Regions from separate parts of the Homo sapiens genome. Here region 2 is linked to region 1. A link is an interaction called in ENCODE POLR2A ChIA-PET data of the cell type or tissue named here. Cell type or tissue: GM12878. All regions are shown on one strand. Each heading gives the region's core, and the rest is flanking DNA. Links, peaks and the distances in the headings are about the cores only. Region 1 has its middle 54 kb from the start of LINC01728. Region 2 overlaps IFT52 (intraflagellar transport 52).

Region 1 (15,742 bases), core at 4,822-8,821:
TAACTATAAAATGGGAGCAAGAGATGGTTCCTTCACGTGACTGCTATGAGCATAAGCAAGAGCATACCTGTGGCGTCATGTAACAGAGTTGGGTGCACAGAAAGCATTTAATGAATGAACAAAAATATTCCAGGCACAGGATGCCATCAGGTCATGAAAAACATCTTTTCCAGATCCCCCCACGAGGCCCACCTTTGTCCCCCTGCCTGTGCTCTGGGCTGGTGGGATGGTGGCACAGTCAGCTCCAGTAAGCCCTGTGGGCCAGAGGCTTTTACTCTGCACCTTTACTCAGCCCCTTAGGGAAGAAGACCCCAGATGAGGCCCCAGGGCACAGTTATCAAGAGGCTGAGCAGAGCTTGGAGCCGGAAACTAGAGTTGAAATCCAGCTCTGCCACTCAATGGCCATCGAACTTCATCTCTTTGTGCCTCAGTTTCATCATTTGTAAAATGGGGATATAGGCTGTGCCCGTCTCATTGGGCTGGTTGTGAGAATGCAATGAGTAAATCCAAGCACCTTGGCACATGGTGAGTGCTCAGTAGATGTTAGCTACTGTTCTCACCACGGAACCCGCTGAGCCCCAGGAGCCAGAGATCCCTGCTTGGCACCAACAAGGGACCTGAGGTTGTGAGCTGTGCACAGAAGGCCAGGCCCAGGTCCAGGACGGTCTTTCTCCAGCCCCCTTATGTGCCAGGCTTTGTCATCGGCTCTCTCCACACCCAGCTTTTAGGAATATAATTATGAGACCCACTTCCAGGTGAAGAAACTGAAGCTCAGAGATGCTGAGAAACTCCCCAGCTGGTAAGAGGCAGTCGGGATCAGAGCCCGGATTGGCTGTTACTTCAATTGCTCATCTCCAGCCATTCACCTGGCACTGAGGACCTGCTATGTGCCAGGCACTGTTCCAGGTCCTAGGGGTACTCTGCAGAGAAACATGGATATGATGCCTGCCATTCCTGGATTTCTACAAGGGCACGCTGCCTCAGGAGCAGGGGAAATTCAGGCCTCAAATCTTCTGGGCAAGCATTGTTCATAGGGTCAGCTGAGCTATGCATGGACAGGTATAAGTGGAGCTTGAAGAGTTAAAAAATAAACAAGAGCCAAATATTTCTCTGGGTACTGATGACTGCTTGATCAATGAAGAAGGAAGAAAAGATTGGGGTGACTGGGGCTGCATTAATAGAGGTTTAATAATCAGAATAAAGGAGGTGAGAGTCCCACTTGTTGCAATCTGGATCAGATCTCATCAGTTCTACACTCGCATGATAAGGAGAACATGGGGTCATTGAACAGATGATATCAAAAGCAGCTAGGATGGCCTGTGGGCCTTGGCTGAAGAGCTGGGGAGGTGCATCAGGCAAAGAGGCAGCTTACTTGGGGCATCAGTGTTGTTTTCAGCTGCCCAAGGGTGTCTTATGGACTCACTTCAAGGAACTTGGAGGGCCTTAAGGTCATAACCTGGACCAGATAGTGAACATTACAGAGTTCTTATGAGAATGAACTTTGACCTATCAAAATCCTCAGTAATGGGAGGCAGTTACTAGAAGCAGTGAGTTCCTTGTCACGTAAAGAGTGTGAGCAGAAGCTAGAAGATCATTTAACTAGGGCACTTGGGAGGCGTGTCGGACTAGGAAGCATCTCAGGTTTCCATGCAGCTCATGCCTAGAGTCTCTGCTTTTACTGTTCCTTCTGTGTGGAAGGCGTTCCAGGTAGTGCCTTCTCATCCTTTAGGTCTCAGCTTTAATATCACCTCCTCAAGGAAGTCTCCTTTGATCACGCAAGGTAGGTTTCTTCCTCTCCCACCCCACTATTCTCTATTTCAGAGACCTATTGAATTCCTTCACAGGATTTTCCACAATTTGTAATTATTTAGTTTGTTTTACTTGTTTGATGTCGAATGCCCTCAAAAGACTGCAGATGCAGGAAGGTAGAGACCAAATTATCTCTGTTTGTTTTGTTGTCTTGTTTACCAGCTGTGCCTCCAATACCTGGGATATAGCAGGTCCTCAGTAAGCATTTCTTGGATGGATGGATGGATGGATGGAGAGATGAACTGATAGACAGATAGATGAATGATGGATGGATGAATGGATGGATGAGTGGATGGATAAGTAGACGGGTGAATGAATGAATAAATGAATTTATGTGTGGGTGGATGGATGACTTCCAGCTCACATATTTTCAGGTGTAAATTCTCTGTGTGTTCAGGACATCCTTATATGTAGATTATCAGCAGAGAGCTGAGCTATGTGCGTGTTTCATTTCCAGTTCCTGTGGACAGGAATTATGACGTCTCTGGGGAATCACTGTAGTGAACTGATTAGCAGCTAATTACAGGAGGACATTTTATGTTTTGACCCCAGAATTAACCACATGAACTTTGATGAAGAGGAAAATCAAGGACTGGGTGAATTCATTTAAATTTAGTTTAATATGTCCTTTCAGCACATAAGCAGCTAATAAAAATGGACATCTTTCATGTGCAAATCTCCTCGGAAGGGTCCTCCGTGGATGTTCCAGGGTCACAGCCAATTCTCTTTGAAGTGTGGCCCAAAGATCTCTAGAGGCAGGTTCGTGAGCTTTGTTAAAATGTAGATTCTGGGGCCCACCCCAGACCCACTGAATGGGAACTTCGGAAGTGGGGCCCAGGATGGGACATTTCTGAAGCACTCTTGTCCGAGCTTAGGCTCCTGGGAAACCATCTCAGACAGACCCTAACAGATAATGAAACAGGCCAGCCACGCACAGTGGCTCATGCCTGCAATCCCAGCACTTTGGAAGGCCTAGGCGGGCAGATCACTTGAGGTCAGGAGTTCGAGACCAGCTTGGCCAACATGGTGAAGTCTCATCTCTACTAAAAGTACAAAAAAATTAGCTGGACGTGGTGGCACGTGCTCATAATCCCAGCTACTTGGGAGGCTGAGGCACAAGCATCACTTGAACTAGGGAGGTGGAGGTTGTAGTGAGCTGAGATCGTGCCACTGCACTCCAGCCTGGGTGATGGAATGAGACTCTGTCTCACAAAAAGAAAGAAAATTATTATATTAAAAAAAAAAAAAGAGAAGCAGCAGCTGAGGCCAGAGAGGGACAGTGACCTACTTAAGGTCACCCAGCAAATCCATGGCACAGCTCAGACTAGAACCTTCTCTTTTGTCTGCCAGACCAACAGCCTGTTCTTGATGATGGGTGAGAGTGAATGGAATTTAGGGTTAAAAGTAATCATATTGCTCCCATCTTAAACTTACATTTTCCAGTCCCAATTTTCTATGAGTAATGTCCATTAAATAATTAATGTTCCTGAAAATAGTCTGGGCTTCCTCATGCCTTTTTATTCCTGGAACATCAAACCTTTTCAGATCATAATTAATTAAGACTCTTGATGTCCCCGAGAGGTAGCCAGACACCCGCAGAAACTTGGTAATTGGTTCCGAATACCAAGAGACACAGTCTGCATTCTAGAATTTCCCTGATTTGAGAAGGGGATGGGACTGGAGAGAGACTAACGTGGCCCCGAGGGCTGCCACGCACCAGGCAATGTGCAAGTTGCTTCTCATATGTTCTCACGTCTCAGTCTTGTGACACTGGGAGGTACGTGGAATTATCCCCATTTTACAAATAGAGGCAATGGAGGCTCAGACCACCCAAGGTGGCATTCTTCAGCCTGGTGGCATTGAAGGAGGTGGCAAATCTGTGTTACAGAACTCATCACATTCTCACAAATTGAGGTCAGCGTGGTGATTGTTCTACGCTGTTTTTTGTTTTGTTTTGTTTTGTTCTGTTCTGTTTAGAGATAGCGTCTTGCTCTGTAACCCAGGCTGGAGTTCAGTGTGGTCCAACCATGGCTCACTGCAGTCTTGACCATCTGGGCTCTAGCGATCCTCTCACTTCAGCCTCCCAAGTAGCTGGGACTACAGGTGCATGCCACCACACCTGCCTAATTTTTTTATTTTTATTTTTTTGTAGAGACAGAGTCTTGCTGTGTTGCCCAGGGTAGTCTCAAACCCTTGACCTTAAGCAATCCTCCTGCCTCAGCATCCCAAAGTGCTGGGATTACAGGCATGAGCCACTGCACCTGGCCTATGCTGGTTTCAAAACACGCTTTGCTCATGGCTTGACCACACTTGGTCAGCGTGGCTGAGAGGAGTGGAGTGAGTGTTCCTGGGACGCACTAGGAGGGTAATGAGGAAGGGTCAGCAGAGCTGGGGCCTGGGGTTAGACAGAGGCCACGCTGCAAAGAACCTGCCTCCAGGCAAATAGCTTGTTTTGTGCTATTTCTAAATAACCACTCCTCACACCCATCAAAGCCTTCATGGGGGTACCACACACAACCACCCCTAGCTGTTCATTCATTCATTCGTTCGTTCAACAAATATTTACTGAGCACCTGCTATGTGCCAGGCACTGTCTCAGGCACTGGGGAAACAGCAGGGACCTCGGTGGTGACACAGACAATAAAGCAGCAGCAAGTTCATTACTGTGAACCCTTGAACAATGCGGGGGTTGGGGTGCCGACCCCTTACCCCGTGCAGTGGAAAATTCTTGCATAACTTTAAAACTTAACTAACCGCTTCACTGTTGGCCAAAGCCTTACTGATTACATAAACACTTGATTCACAGATATTTTATATGTTTTATGCATTATATACTGTGTTCTTATAATAAAGCTGCAGAAAAGAGAATGTTATTACGAAAATCATAAGGAAGAGAAAGTCTATTTATTATTCATTAAGTGGAAGTGGATCATCACAAAGGTCTTCATCCTCGTTGTCTTCATGTTTAGGCTGGGGAGGAAGAGGAGGGGTTGGTTTTGCTCTCTCAGGGGTGGCAGAGGCGAAAGAGGTGGAGGAGGTGGAAGGGGAGGTAAGAGAGGCAGACACACTTGGTGTAATTTTATCACAAAAAATCTGCGTATAAGTGGTCCCGCACAGTTGAAACATGTGTTGTCGAAGGGTTGACTGTCATTCATTAATTACCCATTGTCATCCATGCAATGAAGGTCCAGGGTGTTGGGGGGCACTGTAGAGAGGGCAGTTAGGGAAGGCCTCTGTGCGGGGCTGACGTTTTAGGTTGAGAACTGAAGGCTGGGGAGGAAGCAGATGTGGAAGATGGGGAACAGTGTGCTGAGGCTCAGAGTGGGGGAAAAGTGCCATAGGATTGTGGACTGTGGACTGTGGACCAGAAAGAGGACTCCCATTCCTGCCACTCCTGCCCCAAGAAGGGGGAGCAGGTATGTGGGGAGGGCGGGGCGAGGTGGTCCTGGCCAGCTGAGAAGTAGTGTTGGAACATGAGGGTGCTTTAGCCCCGGGTTAGGAAATGGGGGGCCATGGAGGGGTGGGGGCGAGGAGTGACACGGGCTGACTTAGGATGTGTAAGCGCCTTGTGGCTCCAGTGTGGACTGCAAGTGGGGGCAGGTAGGGGCTGTGGGTGGCTGCAGGGAGCCCAGGTAAGAGGTGCTGGCTGCTTGGTCTGAGGAGGGAGGGATGAGGCCTGAGCCAAGGGCAGACCCAGATATATCTAGCGCAGGGAGTGCACCTCACACAGGCTGACTTCTGGGTATTTGGAGACTCCCTCTGGGCCAGGGCAGGGACTTTTCTCCCATTCAATAGGTGGGAACACTGAGGCCTCCAAAGTGAAGTGATGTGCCTGAGTTCTCTCCGGCAGGTGCAGCGCTACACAAGGCCTCTGCCCACCTTTGTGGCCTGGCTGGACCAGGGATCTTGTCCCTCAAGAAGTAAGCGAGTCCAGCTCAGGAGAGAACCCAGCCCTGCAGGTGCTCAGGGCAGACACAGCCTCGATTTACAGTGAACCCCTCCCCTGGACTGGACAAGGAGGGCTCAGAGAGGCTTGAGATGGAGCGGGGCTTGGGAGGAGGCTGCAGTCAGGTGGGGGAAGAAGATGAGAGGCCCGAGCACAGTTACATAATGACAATCAGCAGCAGCTGAGGACAGGCAGCTTTGATGGTGGTGGTGGTGGTGAGGTGGGGCGGGGTGGGGTCGGGGGTAGCAAGAGTGATCAGAGAGGCCTTCCTGGAGGAGGTGAGGAAACCACAGACCAAAGACGTGGCCAGCAGGGTGTGAGAGATGCCAGTGAGAGTGGAGGGTGGGTTTGCGTGGGAGAGACCATCTAGGTGAGAGGATGGGGTGTGGGTGTTTTAGGATTAGGGGTGAAGCCTCATCATCTAGGCTGGGAGGCAGGAGGCCTGGCCTGTGGCCCCAGTTCTTCCCTGAGTGATCAGCTGCCTAGAGTGGCCAGTCACATCCCCTCTGGAGAGCCCTTTCCCCTAACTGAGCCTCGAGGGGGTCCTGGTTGTGGCAAAACAAGCATTCCCCATTCATGGTAAAAATAATCTCTCCAACCCTCTTAGAAGATCTGTAATTTCTTTCATTTCTTTCATATGGTATATGTTAAAAAGTAGTTAATTATTTGGATAGCATACTGTTAAAGACTGTATTACAAAGTTCATGTTTAATGCAGAAAAAGACATTTTTATAATCTTGTCTCTTGAAAAAGAGATACACACAATTTCTTGTGAATTAATTTCTTTTGAATTAATTATGTAATAAACGGTACAATTTGTTGACAAATATATCTTTGAAGGACATCTCATGATTAATTTTGGGGAATAAATGCATATGAAAGTGTAGATTGATGTTTCATTCTGTACGTAATTGAAAAACTGCTTTCATAGCCGGATGAGAGGGATTTGTGTGTTTTGTGCCTAAAATAAAAGCCATGGGATTATTGGTGAATTTGGAGGTTTTGTTTCAAATTGACTATAAATAGGAGAGAAGGCTCCAAGCTGATGTTGGTAAGACCCACTCAGGAAACCCATTGTGGCGTGAATAGCTTTTTTCCCCTCCAATAAATGAAAAGTTAAATTGGTTGTGCCCATCTCTGTATTTTCTCTCTTTGTAATTGGTTTTTGTGGTGCTGGAAACATATGGATGTGTTTTATAAGAATTCTGATCAGATGGCACCAATGAAAGGTAGCACGAGGCACATCCAGTGAATTATCATTTCAGCGGTGCCCATTCACTTGTATTTCAACTTCACTGTCCCTGGCTTCCTGTTCTTAGCTAATATTCTGTTGTGGGTATAAATGAAACAGGTATGAGTAAGAATGTGAGCAACTGGAACTGTCAAACAGTCAACATCCTACAAACAAATGTAAAATTACAACAGTGATAAGATTCATAAGATGCTTATAACACTGGAATATAGTCGGTGGCCAACAAAGGTTAGCCACGGTGATGATGATGAGGGGTGCTCAGAGAGGGAGTGCTCTGGAGCTGAACTGCTGTGTGACCATGGGCAAGCTGCTTACCCTTTCTGTGCTTCAGTTTCTTCATTTGCAACATGGAGACAATTAAGGTATATGCCTCATAGGTTCGTTGTAAGGTTTAAATGAATGAACGTAAAAAGTGCTTAGAGTGTTCTGAGCAAATGGTAAGAGCTAAAAAATGTTACCTATTTTTAAAAATCATTATCACTGTTATTCTCATAATTAGTCAAGGAAGGCTTCCCAGAAGAAATGACTTGGAGCTGAGCTGTAGCAGTAGCAAGGCAACAATGGAGGCATAAGCATTCCAGGCAGAAGGAACAGCATGTACGAAAGTCGTATGGTGGGAACAGACCGTGGTACATTTGGGGAGCCGAACAGGGCTAGTGGGGCTGGAGCAGAGTGATCAAGGAGGAGTGGGAGGAGACCTGAGGCTGGAGAGATCAGCTGGGGGCCTGAGGAGGTAGGGCCTGGGGGCTTTTTTTTAGGGCTGTTAGTCTTTATGCTGGAAGCAATAAATGCCAACAAGGGGTTTGTAAGCAGTGGGGAGGCAAGGTCTCCCTGTTGATTTGCAAAGCTCCCTCTAGTGGTTTTGGGGAGGGCTGAGGATGGTGGATGAGGGCTTTTGGTGGGGTGGGGCTGGGAGGGATGGAGAGATGATTGCAGAGAGGAGTCTAAGATGCGCGCCCGCAGGAGTTGGTGATGCATGTGGTGGTTGTGAAGGGTGAGGAAGAGAAAGGGGACAAGGACAACGCCCCTCTCTTTTGGTTTGTGTAGCCACTGGGTGGGTAGTGGTGCCTGAGAATGATGGTGTGGGGGGTGAGATTACTTCTCTGAGCCTCAGCTTCCTTATTTGTGCTCCCAGCCTGTGGTGGGGATTATTAAGTGAGAGAATGCATGAAAGAGCGGTCAGCGCAGCCCCCACAACGTGTCTTTTTCCCCCAGACTCATCACCTGGGATCTGCTTCCTTCCTACCACGGCATTGGTGGAATGGAAGGTAAATATCACTCACGCCCAAGTCCCTGGATCTTGTTTCCTCATCTATACGATAGGGACAAGGGCCCTTAACCTACAGGTTTCTATGAGATTTACAGGATGACACTTTATGTGAATGAAGGGCCGTGGGCAAGCCTGGGTCCGAGAGACGTTTCCTCTTCCTACCTCCTCCCTTCTGCAGCATGCCCTAACAGAAACTTTTTTTTTTTTTTTTTTTTTGAGATGGAGTCCCACCCTGTGGCCCAGGCTGGAGTGCAGTGATGCAATCTTGGCTCACTCCAACCTCTGCTTCCCATGTTCAAGGGATTCTCCTGCCTCAGCCTCCCGAGTAGCTGGGACTACATGTGTGTGCCACCACTTCCAGCTATTTTTTTGTTTGTTTGTTTGTTTGTAAAGACAGGGTATCACCACGCTGGCCAGGCTGGTCTTGTACTCGTGACCTCGAGTGATCTGCCTGCCTCGGCCTCCCAAAGTGCTGGGATTACAGGCGTGAGCCACCGTGCCTGGCCCTGACATAGGTACATTTACGTGCATGAAACATACGTGTACATACTTGTGCTCACACATTCCTCCTGCCAATTTCTTCCCTCAACACACGCATACATGCACACACTTACACACACATTTATGGTACCCACCTCCACACATCCCTTGAAAAATTCAAACTCAGAAGGTCTCTAGAGCCCCACTTGCTATCAATGAAAATACAATGCAAACCATATATATCATTTTAAGGTATCTTGTAGACACATTAAAAGTACAAAGTAAAAGTACACATTAAAAGTACAAAGAAACACTGAAATTAATTTTAATACGACATTTCATTTAACCCAATATGTCTAAAATATCATTTCAACATGTAATCAAAACAAAATTTGTTTGAAACTTATTCAAACTTATTTTGATATTCTTGGTGGGATTTTTTGTGCGGTCTTAAAAATCCATGTGTATTTTACACTTACAAGACGAGTCACATTTCAAGGGCACAATCACCACATGTAGCTTGTGCTATGACACTGGATAGCACAATTAGGGATTATCTACTCAGAACCCTCATTCAACAGATGGGGAAACTGAGGCCCTGAGTGGGGCAGTGACTGGCCCTGAAGAATGCAGCCTGGCCGCTTTATCCCACAACACCCTGCTGTGTAAGGTATCCAAGGCCCCCATCTACCCCTGCTGTCTGCAGAGTGGCCCCGGCAAAGCTCCATACCTGGCCTTCCAGAAGAGGTGCTGCCCATGCATTAATCAGGCTGGGGGTGGCCTGCAAAGCCTACTCGTCTATCATTCTCTCCTGGGGGTGCATCATTTGGAAGCATCAGGGTTCCCTGCAGGGAGGGAACACTTGAGTCCTCCCCCTTTTCTTACAGCCCCCACATGGGGTGGCTGGAATGCAACCACGTGGAAGCCAGGCAAGGCTGGGACAAGGGGAACATGGTGACTCTATCTCCCTGGTGGGCCTGGTCCTGGGGTCAGGAAATTCATTCTGCCTGCCTTGGTTCTGCCATTAGCTACTGAGGCCAGAGTTCACGGACAGTGGGCAGCTGACCCAGATCCCATATCTCTTCCCAGCTGTGAAAGCTTCTCTGCCAATCAGCCACCAGAGTCTTCAAGGCTAAATAAGAGGTAATGAGTCCGCTAGAAAAATGGGTCAGAGGCCAATTAACTCAGGCTCAGATGTGGCTGAGAGCCTGCTTTAACTATGGCAATGCCTACAGCACGAGGCAGAGCTGGGGGATTGGACCTTTCGAGAGAGGGGTTGAAGATGGAGCCTCAAATGTCTGAGGGGCCCAGGGCTTGCGGGTGAATCAGAGTCCCAGGCCAGCTTCCTGGGGACTTGCTACCTGCCCTGCCACCTGGCCCTTGGAAAGCAGACAAGGGCATATGCCACATACTCAATGCTTTGAGTATCATCTCATTTAACCCTTTCAACAACACGGTGTGAGATGCTGTACAGTGGCTGTCCCCATTTTATAGATGAGGAAACTGAAGTGCAGCAGGGGAGGGAACCTGCCCAGAGTCTCACAGTCAGTAATGGGAGGAGCTGGGATTCACACCCAGGTGAGCTTGACTCTGGGGTAGGGCTAGAAGGTGCACTTTCTGTTATAGTTTCACCCAGGGTCAAAGCCAGGCTCATTTAGGCCAGGCTCTTTCGTGCAGCCAGATGTCTCTCTGAGCTCTTGTTCCAGAGAGCCAGCTGCACTGGGAGGTATCTCTGTAGGTCCTGGGTGCCTCATACCCTCCACACTCAAACCTGAGCTCCCCTGACCTGCCCCTGCCCTGTCCGCCTCATGGAGACAGGAGACTGTCCACATGGAATTAGACTCCCAAAGCCATTCTGATCTCCTGCTGCTCCCTCAACCTCATACGCAGTGATCCATGCAACAAACATACACTGAGCATCTGTGATGTGCCAGGCACTGATCTACGTTCAAAGGAGGAACCAGTGGACAAAATCAACAAACATTCCTACGTTCCATCTCTCAGGGGCTGACTCAAGAGGAAACATGAATAAGCAAATGATGTGCCCCGGGGACTGCCTTGGAGGATGTGGAGCAGGGTGAGGAACTGGGAATCTTGGAGGAGGTTGCAATATTTATTGGGGTAGTCGGAGTGTGCCTTATTGAGAAGCTGACCCTTGAGCAAGATTTTAAAGGATCAAGAGAATGAGTCATGGGGGTATTGAAGGGAAGAGCATTCCAAAGAAGGGGAACAGCCAGTGCAAAGGTCCTGAGGAAGAAATGGCGCTTGCAAGCTCAAGGAATAGCAGAGTGTGGGTGAAGAGGAAGGAGTAGGAAGAGGAGAGAGATCTTAGCAGGAGATGAGGTCAGAGAGAAGACAGGGAGCGGGCAGATCATGCGGGGCCTTGTAGAACAATGCAAGGCCTGGCTTTGACCCTGGGTGAAATGATGCCATCTGATTTACCTTCAAAAAGGCTCACTTGGAGAGGGGAGGCAGGGAGGCCAGTGAGGTGGCTGCAGCCAAATTCAGGTAAGAGAGGAGAGGGTGGCTGGGACCGGGGAGAAGGGGTCAGATTTGAGTGTGTTGTGAAGACCGAGCTGCCAAGGCCTCCTGATGGGTTGGACAGGTTGACAATTGAGAAGGGGGAGTCTGCAGGTGGGGCAGGTTTGGGGAAAGATCAGGAGTCCCGCTTTGGAGCTGTGATGTGGAAAGCCCTCCTAGACATCCCAGTGGAGCTGTTGAGAGAGTCAGGTTTATGGGCTTCCAGATGGGGACAGAGGTCTAGGCTAGAGTGGCTGGCATGTGGGTAGATATGGTCACCAAGGGCTGGCCCCCAGGGCCTTGGGGAGAAGAGGAGGGATGAACAGAGGCAATGAGAAGGAGTAGTTGCAGGGTTGGAGGAGAACTAGGAGAGCTGAGCTGTGCCGGGTCAGGTAAGATGAGGACTGAGCATCGCCCAGGAGACTTAGCGATGTGGAGGTCATCAGGGGCCATGTGGGTGAGGCCTGGCAGGAGATCCTGTGTCTGAGCAATCTATACCTTTTATCCATGTGGCAGGCTGAATAGCAGCCCCCATGAGGTGCCAGGCACTAATCCCTGCAGCCCCTAAATATTGATATTAGCTTATGTGGCAAAATGGTCTTTGTGGCTGTGATAAGGATTTTGAGATAGGAAAATTATCTGCTAATTTATGGGCCCTACATACAATCCTTATAAGAGAGAGGCAGAGGGAGATTTGACACAGACAGACAGATGGCAATGTGACACCGAGGTAGAAATTGGAGTCATGCTGCTATAAGTTAAAAAGTGGCACAGCCACCAGAAGCTGGAGGAGGCAAGGAATGGATTCTGGCCTGGAGCCTCCAGAGGGAGCACAGTGCCCTTGACTCTTTAATTTCAGCCTAGTGATAATGACTTCAGACTTCTGGCCTCCAGAGCTGCGAGAGAATAAATTTCTGTGGCTTTAAGCCATCATGTTTATGGTAATGTGTCATAGCAGCTACAGGAAACAAACACGCCCCTTCTGGCATCAGGTCCCCTACTTCCCACCCTCCTTAGTCATCCTCTGTCCCTCATCCAACAATTGTCACAGCCTCATCACCAGGCTCCTGCTCCAGGCTGCCCCAGCACCTGCCCTCCCCACACAGAACCTGATGGGGTAACTTCGATTCCTAATACCCTCTGCATGGAGCCCACATTCATTAGCCTGAAGCCCAGTGCTTTTCCTGATAAAGCCCTAACAGTCTCCACACTCATTTCTCACCACTGGCTCCCACCACTTATGCTCCATAACCTCCATGCAATTTTCCTTTGCTACATGTTCTCTTAAGCTTCTGAGCCATTGTACTTGCTGTTCCCTCTGCCTGGAACACCCTTCCCTATCCCAGAAATAGGCATGGTTTGTTTCCTCATCGAATTTAGGTCTTTACCCAAAGAGCTTTTCTGATGACCATTTTAAAAGTGCAACTCCCTTTTCAGCCCCACATTCCTGATTCTCTTCCCCTACCTTGTTTTTCTCCGTGGTGCTTATCACTCACTATATATGTATTTAACTAATTTGTTTGTTGTCTTGTGCCTCCAATTAGAATTAAATTCCACAGGGGCAGGGAATGTAGTCTGTTTTGTTTACACTTGTATCTCCACCACCAAGGAATATGTCTGACATGTAATAAGAACTCAATAGATATACGCCGAATGAATGAGTGGGTGTATGAATGAATGAGCAAAAGAGACAAAAAACAAAACAAAACAAAACAAAACAAAAAACTAACCAGGTGTGGTGGCACATGCCTGTGGTCCCAGCTACTCAGGAAGCTGAGGTGGGAGGATTGCTTGAGCCCAGGAGGCGGAGGTTGCAGTGAGTTGAGATCATGCCACTGCACTCCAGCCTGGGTGACAGAGTGAGACTCTGTCTCAAAAAAAAAAAAAAAAAAAAAAGAGACTCAGAAGGAGAGGTCAGTGATATAGGAGAAAAGAAAGCCAGGAGCACATGATATCTCTGAGGCCAAGAGAGTTAAGTGTTTCTTAAAAATATAGAAACTTCTGAATCATCCATTGTAAAAATGAGTCAAGTCTAGGTATAATGCTAATGTATTTTTATTGCATAAAACTTTTTCGGGGATTTGATTATTGGCATGGCCTACCTGTGAGCCACAATATTTATTCAACAAAAGACCCATTCAGCTAGTTCCGCCAAACTCTTACATTCTCTGTAGATGAGGACGCCTTAAGTGCTGAGCCCTGCGCTATGCTTCATGCTGTGATTTTCCCACCAACCCTTTCCATGGGGTCTAGGGGCAGGTAAACAGAGTGGCCCCTCACCGTTTCCTGATCCCATTTCCAGGAAGTAACTAGCAGGAAAAGCTTGATGTGTAGCATGGTGTGTCTATATAAGGAGACACAAAGCTATGTCATTTTGAAAGTGGTAGTCCACGAATCCTATTATCTCGCAACTGTTCTCCCTCCCCAGTCCCAGTCATCTGTGGACATCTTTCCATGTCATTATTGAAAGATCTGTGTCATTTCTCCCATCACTTTAGGGCCACCTCATCCCACCCCAGAGTAACTATGGAGACCAGTTTACTGTGCGCCTTTCCTGGTGTGTCTGATCTTAGTCTCACCATGATCTGTCTATATAAACATACACATATATACACACAAACAACGCTGTGGGGAGGGACGCACGCCCTGTCACAGAGCAGCAGCTGCTTTCTGCAGACCAGCTCTCTCACCTGGGAGTCCCCCACAACCCATTCCCAGCCTCTAAGAAGCCCACGAGCAGGTGTGGGCTCTCCAGGGAGGTCGTGGTGGGGAAAGCAGCCCTTTCTGTGAGAGATGAGAGCGGGGAGCTGGGGATGGGCGTGTTAATAGTCCTCTCTTGCAACCTACACATGCTACTTTAGTTTTAGCAGGTCATGGCATCACACTTGAGTATCGGCCTGCGTCTTGCTTCCTTCACTCACCAGCTTATCTTAGAGCACTCTCCATGTGGAAATGTACAGGTCCACCCCATTGTGAGTGAGGGCTTCATAGAATTCAACAGGATGGCCAGGTCACACTGTATCCAGCTTCCCTCCCAGGGATGGATCCCCATGCAGTTCCGATCTTCTCCTTGCACGTTTGGAGGCTGGGGCTATTATCAATATCTTTACACACTAAACATTTACTTTGTGTAGGTAGATTCCTACACAAGTAGTAGGATTGCTAGATCAAAGGGCAAGGACATTTAAGATTGTAATTGATGCTGCTGCCGAGTTATTTTTTGCTATTATGGTAGCAAGTCACACTCGTCCTCCGTGCGGGTGAATGGATCCAGATGCACGTGGTTGTCAGTCCAGGCAGGGAAGTGGATGAGTAGGGAGGCACAAGGGAGCTTAAGAGGAATGGGGGCGTGTTCTGCCTTTTTTTTTTTTTTTGAGGCAGAGTCTCGCTCTGTTGCCCAGGCTGGAGTGCAGTGGCACAATCTCGGCTCACTGCAAGCTCCGCCTCCCAGGTTCACGCCATTCTCCTGCCTCAGCCTCCTGTGTAGCTGGGACTGCAGGCGCCCACCACCAAGCCTGGCTAATTTTTTGCATTTTTTTTTTAGTAGAGACAGGGTTTCACCGTGTTAGCCAGGATGGTCTCGATCTCCTGACCTTGTGATCCACCTGCCTTGGCCTCCCACAGTGCTGGGATTACAGGCATGAGCCACCGCGCCCGGCCTGCCTTTTTTTTTTTTTAAGAGACAGGATCTCACTATGTTGCCCAGGCTGGTCTCAAACTCCTGGGCTTGAGCGATCTACCCACCTCAGCCTCCCAAAGTGCTGGGATTAGAGGCATGAGGCACCGTGCCTGGCGTGAGTTCTGCTTTGCAGAAAGGATGCTGGGGGTGAGATGTATCAAAGACAGTGCAGCGGAGTGGATGTCACTCCCTCCCACCCCTATGTGGACTTCTTTCCTATTCTTCTTTTCTTGTGGGCCTTCTTATATTCCTGGGCAAGAGGGAACATCCAGGGTCAGGCTAGTGAGCACCTCCTTACATTTTGCACTTTGTCCCAGACCTGGCAAAATCATACCCATTTTACAGATGAAGAAAGTAAGGCTCAGGGCAGTGCAACGAGTGTCCAAGATCACAGGACCTTTAGCTGTGTCCCTTCTCCGAGGACTCCTGTGGAATGTAAGGGAGGCAGGATGGGGTCCTCCAGGGAGAACAGCCTGGCCAATAAGCAGAAGGGGCCTGGAGTCGGGGTGATTCTGGGGGTGCCACTAACTTAGCTTGGCAATCCTGGCTCCCCACCTCTCAGGCCACAGCTATGGCACCTGGAAAATGGGTGGGTGGACTTAGATTAAGGGTTACAAAAAGAAATGGCTACAGAGGACCCAGGAGACAAGTAGATCTGGCCGGTACACGGTTCTGAGACTTTGTGGATGCCAGGCCTGGGGTACTGTGCAATGATGGGGCATGCTAGGGCCTGGGCACTAGAGATGATGTCCTGGCTGAAGGAGCAGCCTCTACTCATGCTGGGAG
Region 2 (15,742 bases), core at 4,032-8,031, 220 kb before region 1:
CACAGCTAGTCCCAGGCAGTGACCCAACATCCCACTGCCTTTCTTTTTCTTTTTTTTTTTTTTTTTGAGATGGAGTCTCACTCTGTTGTGCAGGCTGGAGTACAGTGGCATGATCTTGGCTCACTGCAACCTCCGCCTACCAGGTTCAAGCAATTCTCCTGCCTCAGCCTCCCGAGTAGCTGGGATTACAGGTGCCTGCCACCAAGCATGGCTAATTTTTGTATTTTTGGGAGAGATGGAGTTTCACTATGTTGGCCAGGCTGATCTCGAACTCCTGACCTCAAGTGATTCACCCACCTTGGCTTCCCAAAGTGCTGGGATTACAGGCATGAGCTCTGTTGCCCAGGCTGGAGTGCAGTGGCGCAATCTTGGCTCACTGCAATCTCTGCCTCCCGCCTCAGCCTTCCAAGTAGCTGGGATTACAGGCCTGCACCACCACACCCTGCTAATTTTTGTATTTTAATAGAGATGGGGATTTACCATGTTGCCCAGGCTGGTCTTAAACTTCTGAGCTCAGGCAATCCCCCCCACCTCAGCCTCCCAAAGTGCTGGGATTATAGGCATGAGCCACTGTGCCCAGCCCCCACTGCGTTTTAATTCACATTTTGCTGAATTTACCTTCATCTGCCCCCTAAGACAGAATTCACCAGCTGATCTCCTAATTTTTTTTCTAGGGACCTAGGTGTCTCTAGCTCTGAACAATCCTATTTTTCTTTGTGGTACCTAGGAATTACCTTTCCCTTCTTATTTAAAAGCTCTCGGGCTGGGCGTGGTGGCTCACACCTGCAATCCCAGCACTTTGGGAGGCCAAGGTGGGTGGATCACTTGAGGTCAGGAGTCCAAGACCAGCTTGGCCAACGTGATGAAACCCCGTCTCTACTAAAAATACAAAAATTGACCAGGCGTAGTGGCTCACGCCTGTAATCCCAGCACTTTGGGAGGCCAAGGCGGGTGGATCACGAGGTCAGGAGATTGAGACCATCCTGGCCAACATGGTGAAACCCCCTCTCTACTAAAATTACAAAAATTAGCTGGGCGTGGTGTGGTGGCACGCGCCTGTAATCCCAGCTACTCAGGAAGCTGAGGCACGAGAATCGCTTGAACCCAGGAGGTTGCAGTGAGCCGAGATTGTGCCACTGCACTCCAGCCTGGAGGCAGAGTGAGACTCCGTCTCAAAGAAAAAAAAAATATTGAAAAATTAGCCAGGCACGGTGGCAGGCTTTGCAGCATTTGCTTTTAACCTGGTACAAATCAGAGGGTTTTTTTTACCAATTTTTTAAAAATGTATGTAATGTGTGTATTTATGTCTCTTGACATCTCTGGCTTAGTATAATTCTTTTCCTGGGGAAGTTATAACTATGCCTGTTCCCTGTATGTGATGTAGCTAAAAAAACCGATTTCATTTTGTATTTTTACTATTGAACTGGTTTTCTCATTACAAAAGTAATAATGTGCTCATTGTTGGGCTGAGCGTGGTGGCTCACAACTGTAATCCCAGCACTTTGGGAGGTCAAGGCGGGCAAATCACTTGAGGTCAGGAGTTCGAGACTAGCCTGGCCAACATAGTGAAACCTTGTCTCTACTAAGAATACAAAAATATTAGCCCAGCATGATGGTGAGTGCCTGTAATCCCAGCTACTCCAGAGACTGAGGCAAGAGAATCACTTGAACCCTGGAAGCGGAGGTTGCAGTGAGCCAAGATCATGCCACTGCACTCCAGCCTGGGCAGTGGAGCAAGACACTGTCTCCAAAAAAAAAAAAAAAAAGTAATATTGTAGAAATGTTACAATAATTGTAGAAAAAATGAACAATACAGAGATAAAGCAAAAGAAAAAAAATTCCCCCATCGCACTACTCCAAGACTCTAAGACAGCCCAGGTTGACATATTATTCACTTTCTCCTACTTTTGCTTTGCCTTATTTTTATTTATTTGCCTCGTAAGCTTTAAAGTAGAATAGCAATATAATTTATAGTATAGGTCAGGCATGGTGACTCATGCCTATAATCTTAGCACTTTGGGAGGTTAAGGAGGTAGGATCACTTGAGGCCAGGAGTTTGATACCAGCCTTGGCAACATAGTAAGACCTGTCTCTACGAAAAAGTTAGCTGAGTGTGGTGTTATGCTCCTGTAGTCCTGGCTACTTGGGAGGCTGAGGCAGGAGGATCACTTGAACCCAGGAGTTCGAGGCTGCAGTGAGCCATGATTGTGCCACTGCACTCCAGCCTGGGAGACAGAGTGAGACCCTATCTCTAAAAATGGGAAAAAAATTATAGTATACTTTTTTTTTAACCGAATGATGTGTTGGAAGCATTTTCCCATGTTACTGAAAACCCTTTATAATATGAAATTTAACTGCTGAAGAAGGTTGCATCATTCTGAATTACTTTTTTGTGAACATTTGGATTTATTTCTAATTTTTTGTGACTATAACTACACAACTGGGCATAGAATTTTTTATGTTTCAGACTGCTTTTGTTGCATATGTTAATAGTTTCAGCAACAATGTGTGAAAGAACTTATTTCACTAAAATTCGACTAGCGCTGTTTATATCATATTTTCATATTTATTTATCTGATAGGAAAAAGTACTTTGTTTTTATTTGTTAAAAGTTACAAGTATTGAAAATTTTTCTTATTAACCAGTCATTATTTTATGACTCTCTCATGCTTGTGCCTTAGTTTTCTGGTTTTTTTTTTTTGAGACGGAGTCTCACTCTGTCGCCCAGGCTGGGGTGCAGTGGTGCGATCTTGCTTCACTGCAACCTCCGCTTCCCAGATTCAAGTGATTCTCATGCCTCAGCTTCCTGAGTAGTTGGGATTACAGGCATGCACCACCATGCCTGACTAATTTTTGTATTTTTAATAGAGACGGAGTTTGGCCATCTTGGCCAGCCTGGTCTCGAACTCCTGGCCTCAAGTGATCCACCCGCCTCGGCCTCTTAAAATGCTGGGATTACAGGCATGAGCCACTGCGCCCAGCCTTGCCTTAGCTTTCTTTGAGACTGAGTCTTACTCTGTTGCCCAGGCTGGAGTGCAGTGGCGCGATCTCAGCTCGCTGCAACCTCGCCTCCCAGGTTCAAGCAATCCTCCCGCCACAGCCTCCCAGGTAGCTGTGGGAGTACAGGTGCGTGCCACCAACCCTAGCTAATTTTTGTATTTCTAGTAGAGACAGGGTTTTGCCTCCCATGTTAGCTAGGCTGGTCTTGAACTACTGATCTCAGGGTGATCTGCCCACCTTGGCCTCCCAAAGTGCTGGGATTACAGGCGTGAGCCACTGCACTCAGCCTGCTTTAGCTTTCTATTTGGATCTTACTTAAATACTTTTTTTTTTGGTACCCATAGGTATCTTTAATTGTACAGACTGTCTTTGAGTTTATCTTTTTTCCCTTTAAAATTATGATCTTCGTTTATAAGATAAACAACAATAGGAAAATGCTGTAGAATCAATTTAATTTTTTTTTTTTTTTTTAATTTTTAGAGACAGGGTTTCCCAGGCTGGAGTGCATGGTGCAGTCATAGCTCATTGTAACCTCGAGCTCCTGGGCTCAAGTGATTCTCCTGCCCCAGCTTCCCAAGTAGCTAGGACTACAGGTATGCCTCACCACACCCAGCTAATGTAGAATTAATTTATGTTAGTTTTCGTTAAAGCCAAATAAAAAAATATAGAAGTATCTAAAATGAGAGGCAGGTTAAAGTGTAGTAGTTATTATAGTTGGTCTTTCTTTTTTTTGTTTTTTGAGATGGAGTCTCGCTCTGTTGCCCAGGCTGGAGTACAGTGGCGCGATCTCAGCTCACTGCAACCTCCGCCTCCTAAGTTCAAGCGATTTCCCTGCCTCAGCCTCCCGAGTAGCTGGGACTACAGGCGCATGCCACCACACCTGGCTGATTTTTTTTTATTTTTAGTAGAGACGGGGTTTCACCATGTTGGCCAGGCTGGTTTTGAACTCTCAACCTCAGGTGATCCGCCTGCCTCGGCCTCCCAAAGTGCTGGGATTACAGGCTGATCCACTGCGCCTGGCCTATAGTTGGTATTTCTAAACTTTAAAATCTGGGTGTGAATTGGCACTCTTCAGTATATAAGACAGTTGCTAGCATGATTCTAATAAGTGTCTGGGTACTAGGATACATGAGATGCACTTTCGGATTTGAGTATCTGACCCTGCTTTGTCATCAATAGAACCAAGGTGGGAAGCTGGCAGTGCTTGGTTCATGTCACATGTTCAGTGATCAATATTTGGACAAAGAAGAAAACAGCAAAATCATGGTAAGCTTTTTCTTTTGTCATATTAATATACAATGTGTATTATTTTCATGTCATTTAAAAAAATACTGGTAAGTTTATTTGCTCATTTAAAAGCAGCTACTCAGAACCCATTATATGCCAGGCACTGAGAATACAAAGTCGAGTCAGGCATAGTCCCAGTCCCTGCTTTGGAAAAGTTTGTAATACACTGAGAGAGAGAGAGACAAATTAGTAAACCCAGAAGGGTGTTTCTGAGCATGTCAGGTGGGGTGGGAGCTGAGCCTGGAGAAGCGGAGAGGAACAGGCTCAATAGCAGTATCACGTGTAAGGCCAAGGAGCTTGAACTTGATGCTGAAAGCCACAGGGAGCCCTTGGGTTTTCAGCAGCCTTGAGCATAGCCAGATCTGTGTTTCTTCTTTTTTTGTTGTTGTTGTTTATGAAAGAACTTCTAGAATGTTTTGGAAAGATTCTTCTGTCAGTTGTGTGGAAAGTGGAAAGGAGGAGGCAGCCTAGAGCCAATTAGGAAGGTGGTGGTGTCACCAGGCAAGGAGAAATGGGGACCTGAATTACGGGAGTCAAGGTGTGAGTGGAGAGGAGGGGCTGGTAGGAATGGGAATTAGGAAAGGCTCTGTAGAGGACTACTCACTGACTGATGTGGCAAATAAAGTAAAGGCATTGCAATTTTGTCAAAAAAATGCCAAGGGAACATGTCTTACGGAAGATGGCAGAGTAGGGAAGCACATGTCTGTACAGCATGTGCCAGAGCTGTCCATTGGTGATTCCAGTGAGAGAAAGAAACGCCTTATAATTGTTATATTGGGAGATTGATAAAGATCTTATTTCTGTGGAATTTACATGAAGTTTCAATGTCTCTAGACACATTATGGGAGATCTAGATATTCTACTTTTTTTTTTTTTTTTTTTTTTTTGACATGGAGTCTCTGTCTGTCACCCAGGCTGGAGTGCAATGGCACCACCTCAGCTCACTGCAACCATCGCCTCACGGGTTCAAGCGATTCTCCTGCCTCAGCCTCCTGAGTAGCTGGGATTATAGGTGTGCGCCACCACACCAGGCTAATTTTTGTATTTTTAGTAGAGATGAGGTTTCACTATGTTGGCCAGGCTGGTCTCGAACTCCTGACTTCAGGTGATCCACCTGCCTCAGCCTCCCAAAGTGCTGGGATTACAGCTTGAGCCACCACTCCCGGCCTAGGTATTCTTCTTTTCAAAAGTTTTAATTTCAGACTGTCATCACAGTAAATAGGGATTAATTCAGGATTGTGAACAAAGGTTAATAAATTTTAGCTTGTGGTTAGAGGTTAGGGTGCTTAAAGATACATTATAAATTTCTGATAATAAAAGTTGCATTATGCTGGTCATGGCAGCTCATGCCTGTAATCCTACTACTTTGGGAGGCCGAGACAGGTGGATCACCTGCGATCAAGAATTCGAGGCCAGCCTGACCAACATGGTGAAACCCCATCTACTAAAAATACAAAAATCAACCAGGCCTGGTGGCAGGCACCTGTAATCCCAGCTCCTCAGGAGGCTGAGACAGGAGAATCGCTTGAACCCAGGAGGTGGAGGTTGCAGTGAGCCAAGATTGCGCCACCGCACTCTAACCAGGGCGACGGAGCGAGACTCTGTCTCAAAAATAAAAGGTGCATTAGGGTGAAGAAAACCTTTGAGTTCTCATATGATTGCATCAAGACAAGGCTGGCTACCCTTTTCTGAATCACTGGTTTAATCTTTCTTCCTTTATCATTCTTCTTGATTTAATTCTCTAGTCCTGACCTTCAGCTTTTTCAAATAACCAACTGTCCTAATTATATACTTTTTTTTTTAATTTAGGATGTTGTTTTCCAGTGGCTCACGACAGGAGACATCCACCTAAACCAGATTGATGCTGAGGACCCAGAGGTAGACACCGAATTATTAGAAACTTTTAAATGAAAAATGAGTCCAGCTTCTCAGTACCACTTCTCACAGCTCAAAAGGAATACATGACTGTCTTAACTCATCTGTAAGACAGATGGAACGAAGGAATGATTTGGGGGAGATGAAGGCCATATTGTAAAAAATAAGTCAATAAACAATATATGTAATTAATCATAGAATTAATTGGAGGGGGAGCATACATACATACAGTATGTATATAAATTAGAATTTAAATTATGGGCACTCTGGCCCAGACTTTCAAAATGAGCATCTGCAGAAAAATACTTTTTTCAGAAATCTGAAATTTTCTCATAAAGAAACAAAGAGTATCAGAATTTATGTTGTAAACTATAATTTTGTTGCCTTTAGATTTAACAGTTCTAAAGGCATTATAATAATATTCATCAGACAAGGGAAAGTGGTGAAACCAGCACAGTGAAATCACCACCGGCTCTTGGACCTTATACAGGTTCTTTCTGACCATTTTTCATCCTAGTTTTCTTTATTAAAAAAATTTTTTATTGTATTTATTTTTTGAGATGGAGTCTCGCTCTGTCGCCCAAGGCTGTAGTGTAGTGGCACAATCTCAGCTCACTGCAACCTCTGTCTCCTGGGTCCAAGCGATCCTTCTGCCTCAGCCTCCTGAGTAGCTGGGATTACAGATGTGAACCACCATGCCTGGCTAATTTTTGTATTTTTAGTAGAGGCAGGGTTTCACCATTTTGGCTAGGCTGGTCTCAAACTCCTGACCTCAAGTGATCCACCTGTCTCAGCTTCCCAAAGTTCTGGGATTACAGGCGTGAGCCACTGGGCCCAGCCTTCTAGTTTTCTTATCTGTGAACAGGGAACACTAATACCCGTGTTCTCTGCCTCACAGGATGGTTGTGTGGGCTAAGTTAATAGATGGTAATGTGTCAGGCATTGTATGCCATATACTTCCACATAAGTCATCTTATTTAATCCTCATAACTGCCCTGGGAGGCACATGGTCTTATTCTCATTTTATAGATGAGGAAACTGAAATCCTTCAAGATTGCAGTGTGTTCAAATGGCAGGCAAGTGCAGAGCCAGGATCCAAATCCAGGTCTCCTAATTCAAACTGCACTTACTCTACAATTGTTTCTCTATTTCTTAAACTCTGAAATGTCAGGAAAATGATTTCCTGGCCATTGGTCATAGGAGGTAGGTGAGAAGACAGTCGAAGATGGCTGTCCACTGACTGCTTCCTCCCTCACTAGGGACATGGCTTCTCAGAGACTGATTTGGGTTAGGAAACAGGAGAGCTGCATGTCTAAAATATTTCCTTATGTGGAAACATTAAGCATGTGGATATTTTGCTTCATTATTTAAGTGTAATATATTTAACCACTCTCGGCCGGGCGCGGTGGCTCACGCCTGTAATCCCAGCACTTTGGGAGGCCGAGGCGGGCGGATCACGAGGTCAGGAGATGGAGACCATCCTGGCTCACACAGTGAAACCCCATTTCTACTAAAAATACAAAAAAAAAAATTAGCCGGGCATGGTGGCAGGCACCTGTAGTCCCAGCTACTCGGGAGGCTGAGGCGGGAGAATGGCATGAACGCAGGAGGCAGAGCTTGCAGTGAGCCAAGAGCATGCCACTGCACTCCAGCCTGGGCGACAGAGCGAGACTCGTCTCAAAAAAAATAAATTTTTTATACATATATATATTCTATATTTATATTTATATATATTTTATATGTAAATATAAATATATACATATTTTATGTAAATATAAATATATACATATTTTTATGTAAATATAAATATATACATATTTTTATGTAAATATAAATATATACAAATTGTGTGTAAATATAAATATATACATATTTTTATATGTAAATATAAATATATACATATTTTTATGTGTAAATATAAATATATACATATATTTAACCACTCTCCTGTTGGCAGGCATTTATGTTTTCCTGGTCTTTTACTAGTCCACAGCATGTGTCATGACTGAGGGCTCTCAGCAATGCTGGAGGGATGTCCTTGGCTAGGGGAGAAGGACTGGGATCTAGTGTAGCAGTGGAGGAACTGTCTGTACTGGTGTCACAGGTGCTCTGGCATGTATCAGGAGGAAAGAAGCAGATAGGGCCTGGATGCTAGGGGGTGGGCACATGTTATGGTGGGAGCTTGTGGACTTTCTTTCATGATTTCCTCTATTTTCTTACTAAAATAGAAAATAAGGTCATTGCTAAAATGGTGAAAGGGAAAACCAATTTTTTTGTTTTGAGACAAAGTCTTACTGTGTCACCCAGGCTGGTGTGCAGTGGTTTGATCACGGCTCACTGCAGTGTTGACCTCCTGGACTCAGGTGATCCTCCCACCTCAGCCTCCTAAATAGCTGAGACTACAGGCACACACCACCATGCTCAGCTAAATTTTTTTGTATTTCTGTAGTGACAGGGTTTTGCCATATTGCCCAGGCTGATCTCCAACTCCTGGGCTCAAGCGATCCACTCACCTCAGCCTCCCAAAGTGTTGTAGGTGTGAGCCACTGCACCCAGCTGGGAAAATCATTTTGATGGCTGAACTGACAAAAGGGAATTATTGTCTAGAAGAATGGGAAAGTGAGTAGACTACGGAGATGTAGTTGATTGCTGAGCGCTCAAGATCAGAGATCATGAAATTAAAAGACCAGTTGATAGGGTTGTATGTTTCTCCAGCTGTTTTCAGCCATGTGAGTACTGGTGTAATTGGAGATTTGGATTTAGCCAGTACTGGGGTTTAGCCAAGTGAGTTTTGTTCCTCTTTGCACATAAATTGGCTTATTTAAGGTTTAGTGTCAGTGATCATGAACAGTAAAATTTCTTGGCAAGAGAATATAAATGTTGCAGATTTAGACCTGAGACAGTGGAGACTTGACAGAATAAATGCTTGCTCTTGCTGTGCTAAAAGGAACCCTCTTGTGGCTTTCAGATTTCTGACTACATGATGCTGCCCTACACAGCCACCCTATCAAAGCGGAATCGAGAGTGTCTCCAGGAGAGTGATGAGATCCCAAGGGACTTTACCACCCTCTTCGACCTGTCCATCTTCCAGCTGGATACCACCTCCTTCCACAGCGTCATCGAGTCAGTACCTGTGGGCCTCTGAGCCACACTGCACTCCATTCTGAGTGTTTGGTTTGGAAACATGAACCTGGGAACGGGAATTAGGGTCACAGTAAATGTGGCATGCAGAACATGTTCTCAGATCTATGATGAGGTCAACAAAGAAACTGGGCTGGGCATGAGGGGTTGATGTAGAGGAACTGCCAGAGGTTATTAGCCCCTGCGTGTTCCAGATTCTGGACCAGGCATTTAGCCTGACCAGCTTGTTTCATTTTGCCCCAGACTTCTGGTTTTAGCACAGAGAGTCCCAAGTCCCAGGAAAATGGAGTCCCAAGTCCCTCAGTAAATGGAGATGGTGGTCACCTCATTTCTCTCTGGGTATCTGGGCAACTGGTAATGCTATTAACTGGCACTTAGAATGCAGGAAAAGGAATGATAAATGGGCTGTGTTCTGGGCACTCTCAGTCTAGTGCGGATGTGCAGGTGGAACTACAAGTTTAAAGATGAAAAGATCTGTAAAGCCGTTAGGGAAGCCGTGGGATGGGATGAGGACATCAGGGACAGCACAAGAATGGGAATTGGCCTTGAGACAGGACCTCACAGCTGTCAGTGCTTGAGAGGCAGGAGAAGAAGAGGGCCAAAGACAGAAGCTGGGGAAAAGCAGTTAAAAGTACAGGACAGCGGGCAGCATCCTGAAGGCAAAGGAGGAGGAAATGACACAGAAGCAGAGGGGTTCAGAAAGGGCCAGGGCTCATCTTCACTGTTTCTAACCTGAATTTTGCTCAGGGAGAAAATTGTTTAGCTTGTCTTCCTTTCTCACCCCCGTGTATCCGGAGAGCAAGAGCCATGTCTTATCAACCTGGAATCCTCATTGCCTAAGACCCAGAGCCCAGCACATCCTGGGCATTTGGGGGATGTTTGTGAAATTAGCATGCTGCCATTCTCCTTGTGCCTTGCTTATACATCCACTCAGCAAGTATTTGTGGCACAACTACTTTTCCAGGATCTTGGGATGCTTCAGGGACCTCAATAATGAAAATCTTTGCCCTTTTGAAGTTTATTATCTAGCAAAACAGACAGGCATCAAGACATTTCTATATGTGTGATGTAAATTAAAGAATATGTTAGAAGATGATTACATACGTCAAGCAGAGTACTGGGGTAGGGGAGTGCCAGGCACATTGCATTTTAAATAGGGTGTTCAGGCCAGGCGTGGTGGCTCACACCTGTAATCCTAGCACTTTGGGAGGCCAAGATGGGAAGATCGCGAGGTCAGGCGTTCGAGACCAGCCTGGCCAACATGGCGAAACCCCGTCTCTACTAAAAATACAAAAATTAGCTGGGCACGATGGTGGGCACCTGTAATCCCAGCTACTCAAAGGCTGAGGCAGGAGAATCGTTTGAACCCAGAAGGCAGAGATGGCGGTGAGTCAAGATCATACCATTGCACTCCAGCCTGGGTGACGGGAAGACTCCATCTCAAAAAAAAAAATAGGGTGATCAGGATGGCTTCATTGAAAAGGTTAGATATTTGAGGAAAAACCTGAAGGAGGTAAAGAATTTAGCCTTGTGGCTATCTGAGGGAAGAGTATTCTGGGCAGAGGAAACAGCCAGTCCTAAGACTGCAAGACGGAGGAATGCCTGATACATTCAAGGAAGAGCAACAAGGCCATCGTGGCCACTGCAGAGTGAGTAGGGGTGAGAATGGTGGGAGATCAGGCCTGGCCTACTTTTTTGCCTCTGTAAGGACTTCCTTGGCTTTCACTCTGGGTGAAAAGAGGAGCCACTGAGAGTTCTGAGCAGAGGTATGGCATAATGACTTCCTTATATCCCGAACGTCAAGGAGCAAGAATGGAGGTAGGGCCTGAAGGGAGCGGTCACAGTAACTCAGGCATGAGTTACTTGGGAGGCTGAGGTGGGAGGATTGCTTGGGCCCCAAAGGTTAAGGCTGCAGTGACCCGCTCCAGCCTGGTCAACAGAGAGAGATCTTGTCTCCGGAAAAAAAAAAAAAAAAAAAAAGTTGCAATAACTGAGTTGAGAAAGACTGCGAGTAGATTTTGCAGGAAGAGCAGAAGTTCAGTTTGAGGTATATGGAGTTGAGATGTCAATTAGGTATCCAGATGATGTTTAGTAGCAGTTTTATATTTTAACCTGGTGGTCAGAAGAGATCTCTGAGCTGCACATTTAATTTGGGAGTTTGGGGGCACATCTGTACTTCATCTAAAGCATACATCTTTTCCTTTTTTTTTTTTTTTGGAGACAGAATTTCACTGTTTTTGCCCAAGCTGGAGTGCAGTGGCGCAATCTCTGCTCACTGCGACCTCTGCCTCCCAGGCTCAAGCAATTCTCCTGCCTGAGCCTCCTGAGTAGCACCACCATGCCCAGCTATTTTTGTATTTTTAGTAGAGTCGGGGTTTCACCATGTTGGCCAGGCTGGTCTCGAACTCCTAACCTCAGGTGATCCACCTACCTCGGCCTCCCAAAGTGCTGGGATTAAAGGCATGAGCCACAGCACCTGGACCTATTTTCAAATCTATAAAATCAGGATGAATCTTTTTTCTTATTTTTTGCCTTTTTTTCTTTCTTTTCCTTTTTTTCTGTTTTTCAGGATGAATCTTAACAATAGATGATGTATGAGTTTAATTAGCATTTTTTTTCTTTCAATGGACCATAAATTATGATGCATCTTACCTTTGGTGGATTCTTAGATTTGATGAAATATGGTAGATAGTATGTAAAGCCATGTGACTGGATGAGCTCACAAAGTGTTAAAAGTGTTGATAGAGAAGAAAAAAGGACCATCTATTGAGCCCTGGGGCACCCCAGAGTTTAGAATTTAGGAAGAAACAGAAAATCCAGCTGGGCACGGTGACTCAACGCCTGTAATCCCAGCACTTTGGGAGGCCGAGGTGGGTGGATCACTTGAGGCCAGGAGTTTGAGACCAGCCTGGCCAACATGGTGAAACCCCATCTCTACTAAAAATAGAAAAAAAGTAGCTAGGCATGGTGGCACACGCCTGTAGTCCCAGCTACTCGGGAGGGTAAGGCAGGAGAGTCACTTGAACCCGGGTGGCAGAAGTTGCAGTGAGCCAAGAACACACCACTGGACTCCAGCCTGGGCAACAGAGCAAGACTCCATCTCAGAAAAAAAAAAAAAGAAAGGAAGAAATAGAAAAGCCAAAAGAAGAGATGGAAAAGCGCCAGCGAGTGTGAGATGAAGAAAATCAAGTGCATGGTATTCTGAGAGCCAAGCAAAGAAAGTCTGTCAAGATGGAAAGGGTAATCAGCAGTGTCAGATACTTCTGATGGGTCATAAAAAATGAGGGTTGAGAATTTATCATTGGATTTAGCAACATGGAGGTAACTGGTGATCTAGACAGGGTCTTCTTTATGACATGGTGAGGGTGAAAGCTCATTTGAAATTGGTTTAAGAGAGAATTGGACATAGCAAACATAGATAGCTCTTTTATGGTATTTGCTACAGAGAGGAACAGAGCAGGGGCAAGGGCCAGGGTCAGTAACTAGCTGGAGGAAGTAAGGTCAAGAAGGTGTTTTTTGGATGGAAGAAGTCACAGGATATTTTTATACTGGTGGGAATGTTCCAGTAGAGAGAAAAATGGATAATGTAGGAGAGAGCGAGGAAAATGGCTGGCGTGAAACACAAGAGTAAGCAAGAGACAATGGGAAAGGGGGTTTGGTAAGTTGTCTTAGCTCTTTTTCTTTTTTTTTGAAGACAGGTTTCACTCTTGCCCAGGCTGGTCTGGAACTCCTGGGCTCAAGCAGTCCTCCCACGTTGGCCTCCCAAAGTGTTGGATTATAGATGTGAGCCACCATTCCCAGCCTGGCCTTCGCTTTTATTTTTATTATGTCATATATATATAGAGAGAGAGAGAGAGAGTTTTTTTTTTTTTTTTTTTTTTTGAGATACAGTCTCACTCTTTACCCAGGCTGGAGTGCAGAGGCACGATCTCGGCTCACTGCAGCCTCCGCCTCTCAGGTTCAAGTGATCCTCCTACCTCTCAGCCTCCATAGTAGCTGGGACTACAGGCGTGCACCACCACACCTGGCTAATTGTTGTATTTTTAGTAGAGACGGGGTTTCACCATATTGGTCAGGCTGGTCTCAAACTCCTGACTTCAAGTGATCCACCCGCCTCAGCCTCCCAAAGTGTTGAGATTACAGGCATGAGCCACCACGCCCAGCCCAGTCTTAGCTTTTAGACAGAATCATGGATCATTCAGTTGGTACCCTGACTGGGGCTGCTGCCTTTCTTTCAGAGATGCCCTGCTCAGAGGGGAGGAATCTAGAGAGGCAGTCTGGCTACAGTGGTTTTGTGGCGCTGCAGTTGGCTCCACCCAGTTCAGACTTCCCAGCAGCTTTGTTTACGCTGTAAAGGGAAAATCGCCTACTCAAGCACAGATGGGAAACATGGGTGCAGACTCTGGTGGATGAGAAAAGTTGTTGATTGAAGATTGTGGAAGTTCTCAGGGCTTCAGTCCTTTTGATGAAATAGGAAACAAGATCATCAGTTAAAAATTACCAAAGAAGCCGGACATGATGGCTCACGCCTGTAATCCCAGCACTTTGGGAGGCCGAAGCGAGCGGATCACGAGGTCAGGAGTTTGAGACCAGCCTGGCCAGTATGGTGAAACCCTGTCTCTACTAAAAACACAAAAATCAGCCGAGCTTGGTGGTGCGCGCCTGTAGTCCCAGCTACTCGGGAGGCTGAGGCAGAAGAATCTCTTGAACCTGGGAAGCAGAGGTTGCAGTGAGCCGAGATCGCGCCACTGCATTCCAGCCTGGGCGACAGGCAGAGCGAGACTCCATCTCAAAAAAAAAAAATTGCCAAAGAGATAGTGGAGATTTAGGAGAGAAGGCATATATTAGGCCTCTAGGGGAGTGGGAGAGGGAGTAGACAAGGTTTCTGTAGAAGGATTTGCCAGTCCCACGGGAGGTTAGAGGTTTTGGATCTAACTACAAACCAGTAGAGTGGTATGTTTTCCTCCAAACTTGTTTAGCTGTGTAGCTGCCGGCAGAGTGGGCCCAGACATGGATTTAACTATTGTGATTTTGTCAAGCAAGTAGTATAAAGAGGAAGGGGCAATATCTTTTGTAAATGCCCAGGAATTACTTAGTTGCATGTTTTAGTATAAACAGTAACTGCTATAATTGTGGTTTTAATTAGCTTATTTTGTAAAACCTTATACATCATATCCAAAAGCTCTGTTGTACGTTTTTGTTTTTTTGTTTTGTTTTTTATTTTTTTGAGATGGAGTCTTGCTCTGTCACCCAGGCTGGAGTGCAGTGGCGCCATCTCGACTCACTGCAAGCTCCGCCTCCCGGGTTCACGCCATTCGTCGGCCTCAGCCTCCCCAGTAGCTGGGACAACAGGCGCCTGCCACCACATCCAGCTAATGTTTTGTATTTTTAGTAGAGACAGGGTTTCACTGTGTTAGCCAGGATGGTCTCGATCTCCTGACCTCGTTATCTGCCCGCCTCGGCCTCCCAAAGTGCTGGGATTACAGGCGTCAGCCACCGAGCCCGGCCCCAACTTAAGTTTTACAGACATTGAACCCCCACTTTCTGCCAAGAGCCTGCAAATACTACCACATTTACTGTTTACAACAATTCTGAAAAGTAGAGAATAGCTCCATAGTTAACTTCTAAGAAGCTGAGGCTTGGGACAATTTGCTCTAAGTTAAACAGCTACTAATCAAGCCCTGACTAACAATTGTCTTTAGCTCCCCTCTCATCTCCCCTTCCTTCAATATTAATAACAACTAACATTTATGTACTTTGCATTATCATGTAACAACCACAGTGAGGCTGTTATCTCCATTTTACATCTGAGGACGCTGAGGCACAGAGAAATTAAGTGATTTGCTTGAAATCACACAACTAGTTTTCATTGGGACCTGAATTTGAAGCCAGGCAATTTTAACTCTGAATCTTGGAAGAAATTATCTGAAAATGTGTTACTGTAGGAGGTGAGGGTGCTTTTAAGAAACAGCAGGACCAAAGCCTTCAGAGCTACCAGGGCGTGACATCTGCATCACCCCTTCCACAGGTAACAGCCTGGTCACAAATCCTGTAGCTCCTGGCTGCATGTTTGGCTCTTAACTTGCTTGGTTTTGAGCTCTGGTGTTCTCTTCCTCCTCTGCAGCTCAGGGCTTTTCTTAGAATAAAAAAAGATACATCTGACCACTCCGCTAGCCAGTTGCAGTCTGACCAGCTTCTGCTGTTTTGGCCTAATTCTCCCCTGATATGTTTAAACCAGATCATTATGATAATTCTTCAGTGTTAAATGAAGGATTAATTGGAACTGCCTACTGTCTTAGTGTCAGCAGAGTCAAATAGTGGATGTTTCAGAGACTTAGACAACTCTTGTATTTGTCTTACATACCACAGCAGAGGCCAGTAGTTACTGGCTTCTGGTGTCTATATGGTAAGCTCAGATATTTTCATTTGCTAGTAACAT

Evidence for each region. Peaks named below come from ENCODE experiments on the same cell type or tissue, not always from the same donor. Only the 100,000 strongest peaks of a DNase experiment are listed, where the experiment ranks them.
Region 2: POLR2A ChIA-PET joins it to region 1 with 5 read pairs; 3 of 35 experiments call an interaction of 5 or more read pairs at or near these places.

What each region holds. Positions count from the first base shown.
Region 1 is chr20:43,832,828-43,848,569 of GRCh38, forward strand. No RefSeq gene overlaps it. Among named protein-coding and RNA genes, the nearest start is that of LINC01728, 54 kb to the right of the region's middle. In GM12878, for the core only: a CTCF peak has its summit at 7,847 (motif pointing left); a DNase peak (open chromatin) is centred at 7,124; H3K27ac peaks cover 965 bases.
Region 2 is chr20:43,614,761-43,630,502 of GRCh38, forward strand. IFT52 (intraflagellar transport 52) reads left to right here. Exons shown (of 14, transcript NM_016004.5): 8 at 4,180-4,266; 9 at 6,097-6,165; 10 at 9,131-9,285. Among named protein-coding and RNA genes, the nearest start is that of IFT52, 32 kb to the left of the region's middle. In GM12878, for the core only: no CTCF peak of the experiment used is centred there; no DNase peak of the experiment used is centred there.